2 separate regions of the Homo sapiens genome follow, and region 2 is linked to region 1. A link is a loop called in an ENCODE intact Hi-C map of the cell type or tissue named here. Cell type or tissue: Caco-2. All regions are shown on one strand. Links, peaks and the distances in the headings refer to the core of each region. The heading gives the core; the rest is flanking DNA. Region 1 overlaps CPNE8 (copine 8). Region 2 overlaps CPNE8 (copine 8).

Evidence for each region. A loop is a pair of places that touch in the nucleus more often than their neighbours do. Peaks named below come from ENCODE experiments on the same cell type or tissue, not always from the same donor. Only the 100,000 strongest peaks of a DNase experiment are listed, where the experiment ranks them.
Region 2: it touches region 1 in a loop (10-fold over the local background); 1 of 110 quality-filtered maps calls a loop at or near these places.

What each region holds. Positions count from the first base shown.
Region 1 is chr12:38,889,357-38,896,356 of GRCh38, forward strand. The region is part of intron 1 of CPNE8 (copine 8); the gene reads right to left. Among named protein-coding and RNA genes, the nearest start is that of CPNE8, 13 kb to the right of the region's middle. RefSeq lists a silencer at 3,223-3,302. In Caco-2, for the core only: no CTCF peak of the experiment used is centred there; a DNase peak (open chromatin) is centred at 2,875.
Region 2 is chr12:38,708,059-38,715,058 of GRCh38, forward strand. All of the region lies in intron 13 of CPNE8 (copine 8), which reads right to left. Among named protein-coding and RNA genes, the nearest start is that of CPNE8, 190 kb to the right of the region's middle. In Caco-2, for the core only: no CTCF peak of the experiment used is centred there; no DNase peak of the experiment used is centred there.

The DNA of each region.
Region 1 (7,000 bases), core at 948-4,947:
AGTCCATCAGGTGAGATAACAACGTGAGGCCAAACTGTTCCTACCAGAGAGAACCACAGTGTGAACATCATGGTTTTCTCAGGAAACACAGGTGTCTGAAGTGACTTAGAGTTTAGGAAAGAGTTTAGAGGCAAAAGTGGAGAAGGGGAGGGTGGTGGGACATAGAGAGAAAGAGATGAGGCTGAAAATTTAAGTCAGGGTTTGGAAGATCCTGATGACTCATTATACAGGCAACTAGAGGGTCTTAAACAAGGGAGTAATAGTATGATGTCATTTGCCCTTTTTGAGTACAACTCTACCAGCTCAAAGTACAGGATTCCTGGCGAGGAGGAGAAGGTTGGCCAGAGATTGTGAGGTTGGAAGAGTCAAGGAACTTGTGCATAGTCTTTGCATGGGTCAGACTGGCCTGGACCTAGTTAGCAGAATGGTCAGCCATGTTAAAGAGACGATACGGAAGTAGAAGGAATGGGAGGATGAGGCCTGAGGCTCAACTGACAGAAGTTTTACTGGGGTATTGGGGGCATAGAGAAAATGATGGGGAGGACTTAGTCCCTTGTAGGAAAGCAACCTAGAATTTTCAGGAGTGCCCATAAGTAGTTCGCAAAACCTCTGAAGCAATTTTGATGGTGCCTCTTGTTGACAATAGCTGGTTTAGACCATGCTGCCAAAATGAAAATGACACAACCACACAACAGTTGCATTTTTTAAATCACAGCATTTTATATATGTGCTGGAAATTGTTCATCAATCATCATCATCTTCACCTTGTATTACCATTTATTGACCTCATTGAAACAAAGTGGCTTTATAATTTTCTTTTTTTTTCCTAATTTTATAGCTATAGCCACTAATGAGGTCTGTTTCTCTGGAAAGACTTGATGTAATCAGGGATGACAACATTTTAGGCTAAATATAATCAACTGAGCACTTAGATACTTCAGCTGTTACAAGCACTTAGGAAATTACTTAGGCCATCCAAGGAAACTTTATAGCCAGACAAGTGTAGGAAAGACATGATTTATGGATAGTGACTTGACTTAAGTAAACTTCCTCATTTTTAACTTGAACATGTGTAAACAAGTTCTGTCTTTTCCTTTTTTTATAGAAAGCATTGTTTTCCATCTTCTCATCCTTGACACTTTTCTTTAGTTGGATTTTGACTTTTCTAAAATTTTATTTTACATTGTGTGGCACAAAATTTAAATTGGTGATAAAAAAAAATACAGAGTCTGGAAGAAGTACATTAGCATATAAGCAAATTTTTGCTTCCTCAAGTGGCCAGGCCACCAAACAGCTCTTCTTACCCTAAATTATACCCAAGTGAAACCATCACGTGCTGCTGCACTTTATTAGTTCACCAAGTACTTTAAGACATATTTTTCCCCAAGACAAAAGTCTTCCTTGAGTAAAAGATATGTTCACTTATTTTTCTACTTAGGTATTTTATATAGGATATCACACATGCAAATTGTCTCCTTTTTTTGGGTAGTATTCATGCCCAGATTAAGCGAATTATCTGTCAACATTTTTATTTATATATATACATATATATATATGTATATATATAAAATATTTTTTTTGAGAGAGAGAGAAAGAGTCTCACTCTGTCACCCAACCCAGAGTGCAGTGGCATAGTTTCGGCTCACTGCAACCACTGCCTCCTGGGTTGAAGAGAATCTCCTGCCTCCTCGCCCTCCCAAGTAGCTGGGATTATGGGCACCCACCACCATACCTGACAAATTTTTGTATTTTTTAGTAGAGATGGGGTTTTACCCTGTTGTCCAGGCTGATTTCAACCTCCCAACCTCAAATAATCCACCCACCTCAGCCTCGCAAAGTGCTGCGATTATAGGCATGAGCCACTGCGCCTGGCCAAATTATCCGTCAATATTTAGAATGTACTGTGGCCACCTCTAAAATTAGCTTTGCTCTGCTTGAGGACAATGTGTTTTAATTTAAATTTATTTGTTTCTCATTTCTTCACAAATAAAACTTTGTAGAACGTTATATAAACAAAGATTAAATAATTATATCTTTACTGAATAGCAAAATCAGGCAGGCATTTCAGTGTTCTCACTAAGTGTATAAACTAATTTTTTTTTTTTTTGAGACGGAGTTTTCACTTTTGTTGCCCAGGCTGGAATGCAATGGCACGATCTCGGCTCACCACAACCTCCACTTCCCAGGTTCAAGCAATTCTCCTGCCTCAGCCTCCCTAGTAGCTGGTATTACAGGCAGGCGCCACCATGCCGGGCTAATTTTGTATTTTTAGTAGAGACAGGGTTCCTCCATGTTGGTCAGGCTGGTCTCAAACCCCCAACCTCATGTGATCCGTCCGCCTCGGCCTCCCAAAGTGCTGGGATTACAGGCGTGAGCCACCACAACCAGCCAATATAAACTAATATTTTTAAGGGTATAAACATATAATGTATAAACATATTCAAATTCATAGATGTCCACATTCATTCTTCCAATCTATCAAGTGGCAAACATTTATTGAAAACCTTTCATGTGCAAAGCACAAAGTCTGGTTTTGTAATAATCAATGATAAAACAAATAGATATTTTTAAACTTGGTTGGGGAGACAGGCGTGCAAAAACCTAAAAAATTTTAAGTCAAAATAAAACAAAAAGAATGTACAAGAAATGTTGTCTGGGAACTCCAAGGAAGCAACAATTAATTCCAATTTCAAGAATCTAGTAAAATATCACAAATTGCACTGAGTGAGGTAAATCTTGACAACCAGGCAAGGAGAGCCACAAATGGGGGAAAGGCTTCTCAGGCTGTAGGAAAGTGTCAACAAGGGTGGAGAAAGGGAAGACACAAAGGAACGTGGGGATTAACACCTAGTCCACTTTGGCTGGTGCCCATGTCTGAGATAAGGCTGGGAAAGGAATCTGGGCAGGATGAGTAAGTACTCTGAACACATGCTAGCATACTTGGACTTTACTCTGTAAACAAAGGGGACACGCTGAAACAGTGGAAGTTTCTGCAAAGAAAAATCATGCAATTCAACCTTTGTTTACAAAGCTAACTAAACATGTGAAGCTCACTACATGTGTGAAGAAGAGGAAAAATGATTACTTCTTGAGCCAGAGTGGAGACAGCAGAAATGGAAAGGAGGTGACCGACACTTTGGAGAATGGAATAAACAAGTCTTGGTGACTGATAAGGTGATTTTAAAAGTACCGAAACCATTCATAAAGCTTATGAAATATAGTAAGTCAAGCATTATAATGGTAGGGAAGTAATAGCATACATGACTCACAGTGTTGGCTTATTTCATTTTGAAAGTCAACTGTTCCAGAAAGCCCAGGTAGCCCACACTCAGTGACAACTGATCAGAGGAAGCACACAAGACTGAATCCATCTGACAATTTTACTAAAAACTCTCTAGTTGCCAAAGAGACCTAAATGATTTTTTAAAAGTAACATATTAGAAAAGTAAATTACTGAAAAGGCACCGATATCTATTCATATCAAACACTGTTCATTTCCATGAATACAGTTTGTTATAGATTTCTGTTGAGAGAAAAAACTAGAACAGCAACAGCAGAACTTGACAACTCTTGGGGAGAATATTAAGGAAAATGAGGACGTTGAAATAGCAAGTAGTTGGTGTTAGAAATAATCTAACATAATAGTTCTTTAAAAAAAAAACCTTAGACACTTGAATTAGAGCCTACATTTTTAAAGTCTCATGATCACACAAAGGTTTAAGAGCCTATGTCTAGAAAATCAAGTGTAATATGGCAACAAAGTTAAACTGTTTGGAGGAAATTAAGGTTTTCTAAATATATGTTAACACTGTCAGAGGTGTTTGAACCAGAGCAACTCCATCTTGAATAGGGGCTGGGTAAAATAAGGCTGAGACCTGCTGGGCTGCATTCCCAGGAGGTTAAGGCATTTAGTCACAGAATAAGATAGAAGTTCAGCACAAGATACATGTCATAAAGACCTTGCTGATAAAACACACTGCTATAATGAAGCTAACCAAAGCCCACCAAAACCAATATGACAATGAGAGTGGCCTCTGGTCATCCTCACTGCTACACTCCCACCAGCGCCATCACAGTTTACAAATTCCATGGCAACATGAGCAAGTTACCCTCTATGTTCTAAAAAGGGGAGGCATGAATAATCCACCCTTGGTTTAGCATATAATCAAGAAATAACCATAAAAATGGGCAACCAGCCACCCTGGTGCTGCTCTGCCTATGGGTTAGCCCTTCTTTTATTCCTTTACTTTCTTAATAAACTTGCTTTCACTTTACTGTATAGACTCACCCTAAATTCTTTCTTTCACGAGATCCAAGAACCCTCTCTTGGTGTCTGGGTCGGGAGCCCTTTGCAGTAACAATACTACTCCTTTCCCTATTACTTTTTCTTCACAAACCTTCTTTTATTTAAAAAACTCAAAGATAATAAATAACTTTTACTCTATATCTGCAATTGTTCTGATTAAAATTAAAATTCATATTTCAATATCATTTTAAATACACTAGAGGAATTGTCTATCTAAAGACATTCTGAGATAAATATTTTGAAAGTAAAATAGCCTTTTTTGTTTGTTTTATTAAAGATAAATTATCACCACTAGTTTACAATGGGCTTTGACAATCACATTATTTCCTTAAACTGAAGTATGTCCCCATTTTATTTTAAGGTCCTGCTTCTCCAATCATAAAATTATGAACCTCCAAGTAATATCATAGGTCATCTTGACCAGAGACTCAACCTTTCTATAGGATCTAAGATCCAGTGAAGTGGCATGATTGTCAAAGTTCACAGAGCTAGTTCCAGAAACAAAACAGATGCTGTTTCTTTGCTGAAGTGTTCCACAAGGAAGCAAGATGCCATATATATGACATTCCAATGGCACAGTGATTTAAGTGAAACAAAGAAAATAAAGCCATTATAAGATATGTCTTAAGTTAAAAAATCAATCATCTTTTAGGTAGTATACTTCAAACTTTTCCCAAAAAAATTTTTTTAATTTACTAATTTAAATTATCAATTAAGAGAGAAATTCACTAGTAACTTGATATTGATTACGCCTCCTTTCCCCAATGCCTACAAGAGGCTTTGGATGAAACCACTGGCATAAAAATCAATTGTAATCAACTTTCTAATATCTCTGCTTCCATAATTAATTTGAGAGTGGAGATACCAAGATAAGTCAGATAATAAGCTATATCTAAAATCGTAGGTAATTGAGATGGGTTTAGCAAATACATTTATTATTCTAGTGTAGTTCCCACGTATCCCTTAGTCTCACGTGCTTGCTCTCACTCCAGCTCACTCTCTCTCTCTCTCTCTCTCTCTCTCTCTCTCTCTCTCTCTCTCTCTCTCTCATATTCTTTACTTATAGCTTGGAAACATGAAAACCTATTTAAGACATTAAAGAAAAATGTTTGTGTTACTTTCAATTACCAAAAAATCTACAAATAGGAGTACATTTAGATAAAAGAGTACTCCTTTATAGGAGTACATTTAGATAAAAGAGGATTGTAGGAATGCTCAGAGTTATAGGAGATGGATGCAATAAGAAGGATCTGCAGACAGTGAGAAACAATTACATTTCTCAAAATGATTATAAAACCACTATTATGCTAAGGCAGAGACACATGTTGGTTTCAACCAGTTATGGCAATTATAATCATATCTCTGGTTCATTACACTCTCTGACATTTGAGATTGTTCTTAATAAAATTAATGTGTCACTTGTTACTTATTTTACATACATAGAGAGCATGAAGCTAATTAGCAAGGTAAGAAAAAATTGACTTTTACAAACTCATGCCACAATTCATATAGCTCAGAATAATGTACTGATATTAATATCGAAGTAGTTATTTTATTTACATGAAATTCTGAAGAATGAATTTGCCATGAAGGGAAACTCTGGAATTAAGTATTACTGAAAAGCTAGCAAGTTAAACGGTGACTTCCCCAGTGCTAAGAAAGCACTGGACTGAAATTGTAGGGCCTGAGGTCAATTCTCAATTCCACTGGTAAATTTGAATGTCACATAGTCATTTCAATTAACTTTTCTTACTTTTCATTTGCCCAGACTATCACCTCTCTCCAGTATTTAGTTTTCATCTCACCCTGCCTGCTGATTTCTAGCTAAATAGTCTTCTCATTACTTAATTTCCTACATCTTCATTAGGTAACTCAGCATCAGAAAAAGATAAGAATCAATACTGGAAATAAAACATCACATGGTTAAAGTTTATGCCACTCCTATGAATTGCTCTACTCAAAGCTCTCACCAGTAGGGAACAGAAAAACAGGAAAGCATTCTGTGTTTTGCATCCTCAGAGAAATATATCCTTTGTGGTAGAGTAGTGTTGATATGATCTATTATAATTGCATCTCCTAAGCTTTATAATTTCTTTTAGTTACTAACACACTGGTATTGACAGAAAAGAGCTCCACTCTTCAAGCCGACAATAAAGAATTTATGGAAGAACAACATAATATAGCTAATGGTCATAAGCTTATGCTTAGGAATTAGACATATATGGATAGGAACTCAACTTTGCCACTTACTAGATACGTGACTTAAACCAAATTACTTATACTCTCTCTAAACCTCAATTTCTTCACTTGTAAAACAGGACATAACATCACCTCTTTTCAGAATTGCAAGGATTGAATGAATTAGCCCACATTAACCACTTTATACATTGTCTGACAAAGAGTTAGATTTTGAGATTAATTTAAAGAAAATAGATGGCAAATATCCAAAAGTTGCATGTTTCTTGGCTTCATTAAAATAGCTTATATTTGAATTCGTTTACTGTCTAATAAATAGAAATATTTGCTGGGGACTATCAGTGATATTTTGTTTCTTCAGAGTTTCAGAAAATCAGCTGATGATTCCCTCAGAAGGTCTGCAACATTATTCTTCACAGAATAAACCTGACAAAAACCCTCACAATTTGAACAAGAATGTCTGGTAGCTAATGGTCCTGGCTGGAGAGGCACTAACAC
Region 2 (7,000 bases), core at 1,408-5,407, 180 kb before region 1:
CACATTTACTGTGAATATCAGTTTGTTCAATGCCATGATTCCTAAGAGTTTCCATTCATATTATAATACATACTTACTAAATCAAGTGTCATATTCTATGTATTTAGAAAATATTAACTGATAAAAAATTTAAAGAAAGTTCCTAGCAATACTATAACCTCAAGCTATAAAACAGGTTTCTTGAAGACTTTAATACATAATTTGTTATAAAAGTAAACCAAACAACATTTCAATCAGTAACGTCATTACCCTTTTTCATTCTCTAATATTGCTTGAAGCCTAATGTTAGAGGAAAAAAAAAATCAATCGTGTCAAAGTAAAAAAAAAATCCAAATTTATATAAGATTACTCCTGACAGAATATTCATAAAACAATCACATTTAAATCCTCGAAACATTTTGTTTAGGAAGTGTTACTTTAGCTGTCATTTTATGTTTTAGAAGCAGAAAAGACAGAAGGATTTCATAAAATCCAGTTAGCAGCATTATATTTTAGAATATAAAAAGTTATGCCTGCCAAATTGCATGAGTTAGTACTAACATCTTAGGAGATCTCCCAATACATATGTCCTAGTACTACTAAAATATGAACTTGGAAAATGCCCCTATTTTACCATCTTTCCAAAAGCTGTGAATGACAGAGAAATCAGATGTCAAGATGAGAATAATTTACTAGCACAGCAAAGATCCACAGGAAGCAAGTATATATGTGAGTATCAAAGAAAACTAGACACACATATACACATACAGAGAGTAATACCATCTTACATGTGTTTTCTACAGCTGTTATTTTGAATTAATTACAGAGAACTAACAAAACTGTGATAGGGATGTGCAGAAGGCTTGTTTTCCTTTCTTCCCAATTTCAAATCTAGTTCAGTTGCACAAACTGAACTTTGTAAATTATACAGTGGATTTCTCCCACTCCTCTTTAAATTAATCTTGACAAACAGATTCACATCCACTAGCTGTTGGTATCTAGAACCCAAAAATGTAGTTGGGATGCCCACCTAACAATAATATTCCTCACATTCTTTCTATATTGGTACCAGGACTATGCTTCTGCCTTGATTTACCAATATGTATTCTAGTTCACACTTTGGTTCTGGAACATGCCCTGAAGCCCTGGTGCACTTGCCTCAAACATTGTCATCCAACCTAACCCTTCTTGACCTTCTCTCACCATGGGCTAAACCCTGAGCCCTTTTCTGTCTTATCCTTTTGCTTTTCTTAAAATTGGTTCAACTACCTGAATGACAATGCAGACAGATGCCTCATTCCAAACTTTATTGCATCTTCAAAATTCTGGCATCCCATGCCCATGAACTACTCAGTGAATTAACCTTGCCAAGTAAGATCTGCTAGAATGAGGGCAGGTTGTGAGATGCACAAATGCAAATTCAGATATAAATACTTTCACTCATGATTCACGTGATCTTGAAAAAACTATTCAATCTTCTGCAGCTCACTTGTAAATAATTATAAAACCTTCCCTGATTGTTGCTGTGAGGACCATAAAAGAACCTGTCCTTTAGAAGGCCCATTAAGTAGATGACTCATTATTATCATGATTATTGATACTAGTTTTTCAGAACGTGAGCATACTTCTTTGAATACTGGATTGTATAATGCTTATCAAATTTCTGGGTCTACCAGAGGTTCAGGTTATTGCAAAGAATCTGATGCTCCCATGTCAGATTTCCTTTCCTTCACACCCACTAATAAGGTACCAATCTGTTCAACCCAAAACTGAGCCATGAATTTATAATCTAACCTTGTTAGGTGTTATCTAGGTACTTCCTCAAACAAAATTCTACTGCATGAAGTAATTGTAAACTTTGACTTTTGCCTTATTTTCTATCCTTTCTTTCCTTCATGCACTCTGGATTCCTGGGGATCAGTGAAATGTCAAAAGTAACAATAAAAAAAATAACTGGAGACAAGAGATATGATCCCTCAACTCTTTATTCTTCAACCTTACTGAATTCAGTTTTTACAAATCAATAAAACTTTCTAATTTCTCTAGACTTTGAAGATTGATTTCTATATTTTTTTCACACAATACTACTACTCCAAAATACAACTTCATAAGGAGGCTAGCTTATCTTCATGCAATTCAAGAACACCTTATCAAAAAGGTATGCAAAATTGCCAACCTCTTTTCTAACCAATAGTTAGAAAATATATGTGACATAATCAAAATAAGCTAACAAAAAAAAAAAAAAAAAAAACCAACCCCAAACCGAAACTGTAAGCACTATCCATCAAAATCCCATTTAAAATGAGGTAGGTGCCAGAGAGGTAATGCCTGCCTAGTAGGAAGACAGTGAACTCTTGAGTCATATAGACTGGAGTTTGAAGCCCAGAATCACCACTAGCTAGCTAGTTGTGACTCCTTGCAAAACTATCAAATCTCTGGGTCCTAGTTTTCTCATATGACAGACAGGTAACAACCACATTGAAGGAGACTTCTAAATGTTAGAAATAAAACTCTCAAGTACTTGCACATAGCAAATACTCTACATGCTGTAGGACAAATTTCGTGAGCAACCCATGCCATTTTCTACTGGTTCATGCTAACACTCTCCTCTGTGGGGTCAGAAGAGAGTTCTTTCTTTATATTAACATAAATTTATTTTCCACTAGTCCTTCCCATAATGTGGGTTAGTGATGTATCAAGGGTGGGGCAATGAAGCTGTAACCAGTACAGGCAGTAGAGGGGTACACTGTCTGTACAGAACTCAAATATAGTAATATATCTTATGCATATGCAACCTACATTTTAATATCACCGTACACTAGCAATTCTAAGCAATGTCCGTGATAAATTCTTTCCCACTCTACTACCTCCTGCCCTTGCTAAGCTACTGTTTTTTTGTATTTCTGTTTCTCCTGCTCCCAGCCCCCAACCTTTTAATTGCCCACCACTGTGAAACTATTTTAGAAATAGCAAAGTGTGTTGTCTACAATAGAATAATTTCACAGAAATAGATGATAAAATTTTGTTCCTACAAAAGTTTCTAAGTTTCGAAGAAAAGTTATATGTTTCAAGAGAAAATTACTAGTACATCATCAGGAGGAAAATATTTAAAGTTGTTTTCCTACTATTAATAATAGTTTTGCAAAAATTCATTGCTGTTGCATCACTCAGTTCTTTCAGTTTTCACTGTGTGTGGCTAAAAGTGCACACTGTAACCAAGCAACATAACTATGAAACTGCCCAATACCAATAGAGTGTCAATATTTGGCAAGATTAGTGCTAGTCCTGACGATGAGGCATACCTGAAGAGTTTCCTTTGACTTTGAAATGGAGAGCTCTGAAAAAATTTATCTGCAGCATAACAAACTGGCAATGAAATCACAATCATAAAGTATGTAACTAGATATCTCTAAGCTTTCCAAGTGTAGTTCTTTTTTTTTTTTTTTTCCAGATGGAGTTTTGCTCTTGCTGCCCAGGCTGGAGTGTAGTGGCGCAATCTCGGCTCACTGCAACCTCCGCCTCCTGGGATCAAGCGATTCTCCTGCCTCAGCCTCCCAAGTAGCTGGGATTACAGGCATGCGCCACCACGCCCAGATAACTGTTGTATTTGTAGTAGAGACGGAGTTTCACCATGTTGGCCAGGCTGGTCTCAAACTCCTGACCTCAGGTGATCCACCCGCCTCGGCCTCCCAAAGTGCTGGGATTACAGGCATGACCCACTACGCCCGGCCCAAGTATACATTTTAAACGTACAAAAATGAGAATCAAATCTTAACCAAATAAATGTTTATAACAGTCTTCTTAATATTCCTAAAAGTTTGTTTTCTAAACAAACTTTTCAGTTTCGATATGATAATGTTCCATGTGAAAATGAGTTCAGTTTTGATATGATAATGTTCCATGTGAAAATATTTATAGAAGGCAGAATGGCTTTGTTTTTATTAGATTTATCCCTACTCAGCACCACAGAGTTTAGCTTTCCACTGATTTGATGAATGAAAGTACTTGGGTGCCACAACAAAAAGCATTATAAAAAATTCTAGACATGTATATTCCATTTTCGAATAAGAAATGGGATTAAGGAAAAAAAAAACTTTATAGTGTTGCATGTTCTGGCCAGATGTGCTTCCTGAAGCAACATAGCAACATATCCAATGCAATGATGCCATTTTTTTTTTTTTTTTTTTAGAAGAGATCTTGCTCTGTTGCCAGGCTGGAGTGCAGTGGCATCATCATGGCTCACAGCAGCCTCAACCTCTTGGGTTTAACAATCCCCGCCCCTGCACCTTAGCCCACTGAGTAGCTGGGAGAACACACATGTGCCACCACACCCAACTATTATATTTTTTAGTTTTTATGGAGATGCGGGCACATTATATTGTCCAGGCTGGTCTCACACTCCTGGGCTCAAAAGATCCACCTGCCTCAGCCTCTCAAAGTGCTGGGATTACAGGTGTGAACCACCATGCCCAGGCTGCCACCAATTTTATAAAACTAAATTAAATGTTTTACAGAGTCATTTCAATTGTTCAAGTATTTTTAAGTAAAAAAAATAATCTGTATGGGGCCTGTTGATAAAGGAACTTACTGATATTGATCTAGCCTCCAAAATAAGTAGTATCAAGAAGCCCACTTTAGCCTTTAAGATTAGCTTATGATAGGTAGATAGCTCTTTAAAAATTTTTTTCAAACAAGTTTTAGATTTAGAGTTGAGTTTGGGTTGGAGCGAACAGGACTGTCTGGACTGAAAGAAGTATCCTGGGGTTATCCTCAAATAGAAATGAACTACAAGAAAGTGATTTTCATGGGCTTTGTAAATTTGAATACATACTTTTTTCTTCATATCTCTTATAACTAGGGCAATTACTACAACAATATGATGACAACAATACGATGAGCTTAGACGTATTAGAACTTTGAGATTTTTCAGAAAAATAATAGCTAGCATTTATTGAGGGTTAACTACATGAAATTCAGTTAACCCTCACAGCCACTCTATGAAATAATCATTGTTATTCATATTCCTATTTTACAGAAATGAAAACAGGTTATGCTAGCAAGAGGCAGATCTAGGATTTGAACTGTACAATTAATGCCAGAACCCAAATTCTTTGCCACTACTATACAATGCCTCAATTATCAGCAACCACTTCTTTGAAATTGGGCTGACTTTTTCGCAAACATTTATTCCTTATTGAATTTCTTATTCAATAAGGAAGTTACTGCCCACTTACTGTCTCTCCTATTACCTTCTCTCATACTCCCTTTCTCTTAAGATATGAAGAAAACAAGCTGTTTGTGCTTCTAATCTTGATTTTGCCCTTCCTCCAAGTAACTACAACGAAGATATAGAGTTCAGCTGAGACAAATTCGGTAGAGGCAATACAAAAGCATGTTTTCTTATTCCAGAAAGCCTGGTCCATCTGTTTTATCTGATGATTGCTGTGTGACTCGTGGAGAGAGTAAGATCGCAAATTGATAAAATCTGAGAGAGACAGATGTGAGGGTTTGCATTCCAGTTTGTCACATTCTGTATTTAAAGTTCTATTTGTTCATTAGGTTTTAATTTTGATAAGAAATTTGGGAGAAAAAAAGGGTAGAAAATCGTGCTCCAAATGGCCGTCTAATTAGTCTGTATTTATTCAATGGCCACTCTGTGTTCAGACCTATAAAAATATTTTAAAATTATGTCTCTTTGAATAAACAAATCATACAAATAAACAATTAAAATGACATCCAGGGAAATTAGTATAAGCTCACCTGGACTCGCTGGATGAGAGTTTGGCCTTTTTTCAAAGGATAAAAATGACAGTCTGTAGACCTCCAAGTTTCTAACACACTCAATTTTCTGATAAAAGCATAGACCAGGATTTCATGTTGACATGAAATTCTAGTGCCTTAGCAGGGACTCGGTGTGCAACAAAATTTGTGATCTGTTTTCCCCCTTCATCTGCCAATCAAAGAGATGTGGAAAACTTTATAGATATTTGTTCCTTAGTTACGGGGATGGGGAAGTGGAGTGTCATAACACTTGAGAGACATAGAGGACTAAAAGGCAGAAGAACCAAATTGAAATTTATGATTCTGTCTTCAGACACTTACAGTGTGAGCTGCTGGGGATATGGAAGTATATATTCTACAAGTCTGTAAAAGTGAATAAACCCAGTTCACAAATAATAATAATTGAAATAATTATCATGCTACCTAAGAAATTATCTTAGATTTCATAACAGTATGTAATTTGAAATGAATCTGACATTGTCCTTATTAATGATAATTGAAGTATTCAATGCCAAAGGTTGGAGATTACTAAATAATCTCCAATTTTAGGTAGACAATTGTATTCAAATTTTAATATCTAAAATTATTTTTAATAAGTAAAGACAAATAAAATAACTACAGGGATAAAAGTACAGAGTGTGATTAAAAATGATGACACCAAGGTCAATAATCCAGAAGAGACCATCAGTGTTTATTACACTATAACAAAGCTCCTTTATGAATATTATTCTTCTGTCTAGAAAATAAAACTTTTCACTATTTCAAATTATAGAATGTATCTCATACTCCAGAAAAAACACAGCACTGCTTATCAAAAAAAAAAAGATCTAAAAATTAGGTTTGTATTTCAGAGAATATTTGAATAAAAATTGGATTTGGGTTGATTTAGAATGCATCTGTCTCATCTGCTCACTGTGTACCTGAATCCATAAATCTGTCTACTGCAGCTAAACACAATATTTTACGGATTGAGACAATGAATGAAAAGTAACAAACTAACAATCTGGTTTCACAAACAATCAAGCTGGTATTTTCATGTAAATATCTACATCAATAATAACTAAACTAACGGAAGTGTATAATATTGAATACTACGAACCAGGCCTAAAAATAAGTTCCTTTGAAGGAAAAGATATTAAAAGGCTATGAAAACAATTTTGTTTAGTATTTAAATGTGTCTTTTCTTAACTCTGCATAATTTCTAATTGGATTCACGAGTAAAAAACCAACAACATTTTTA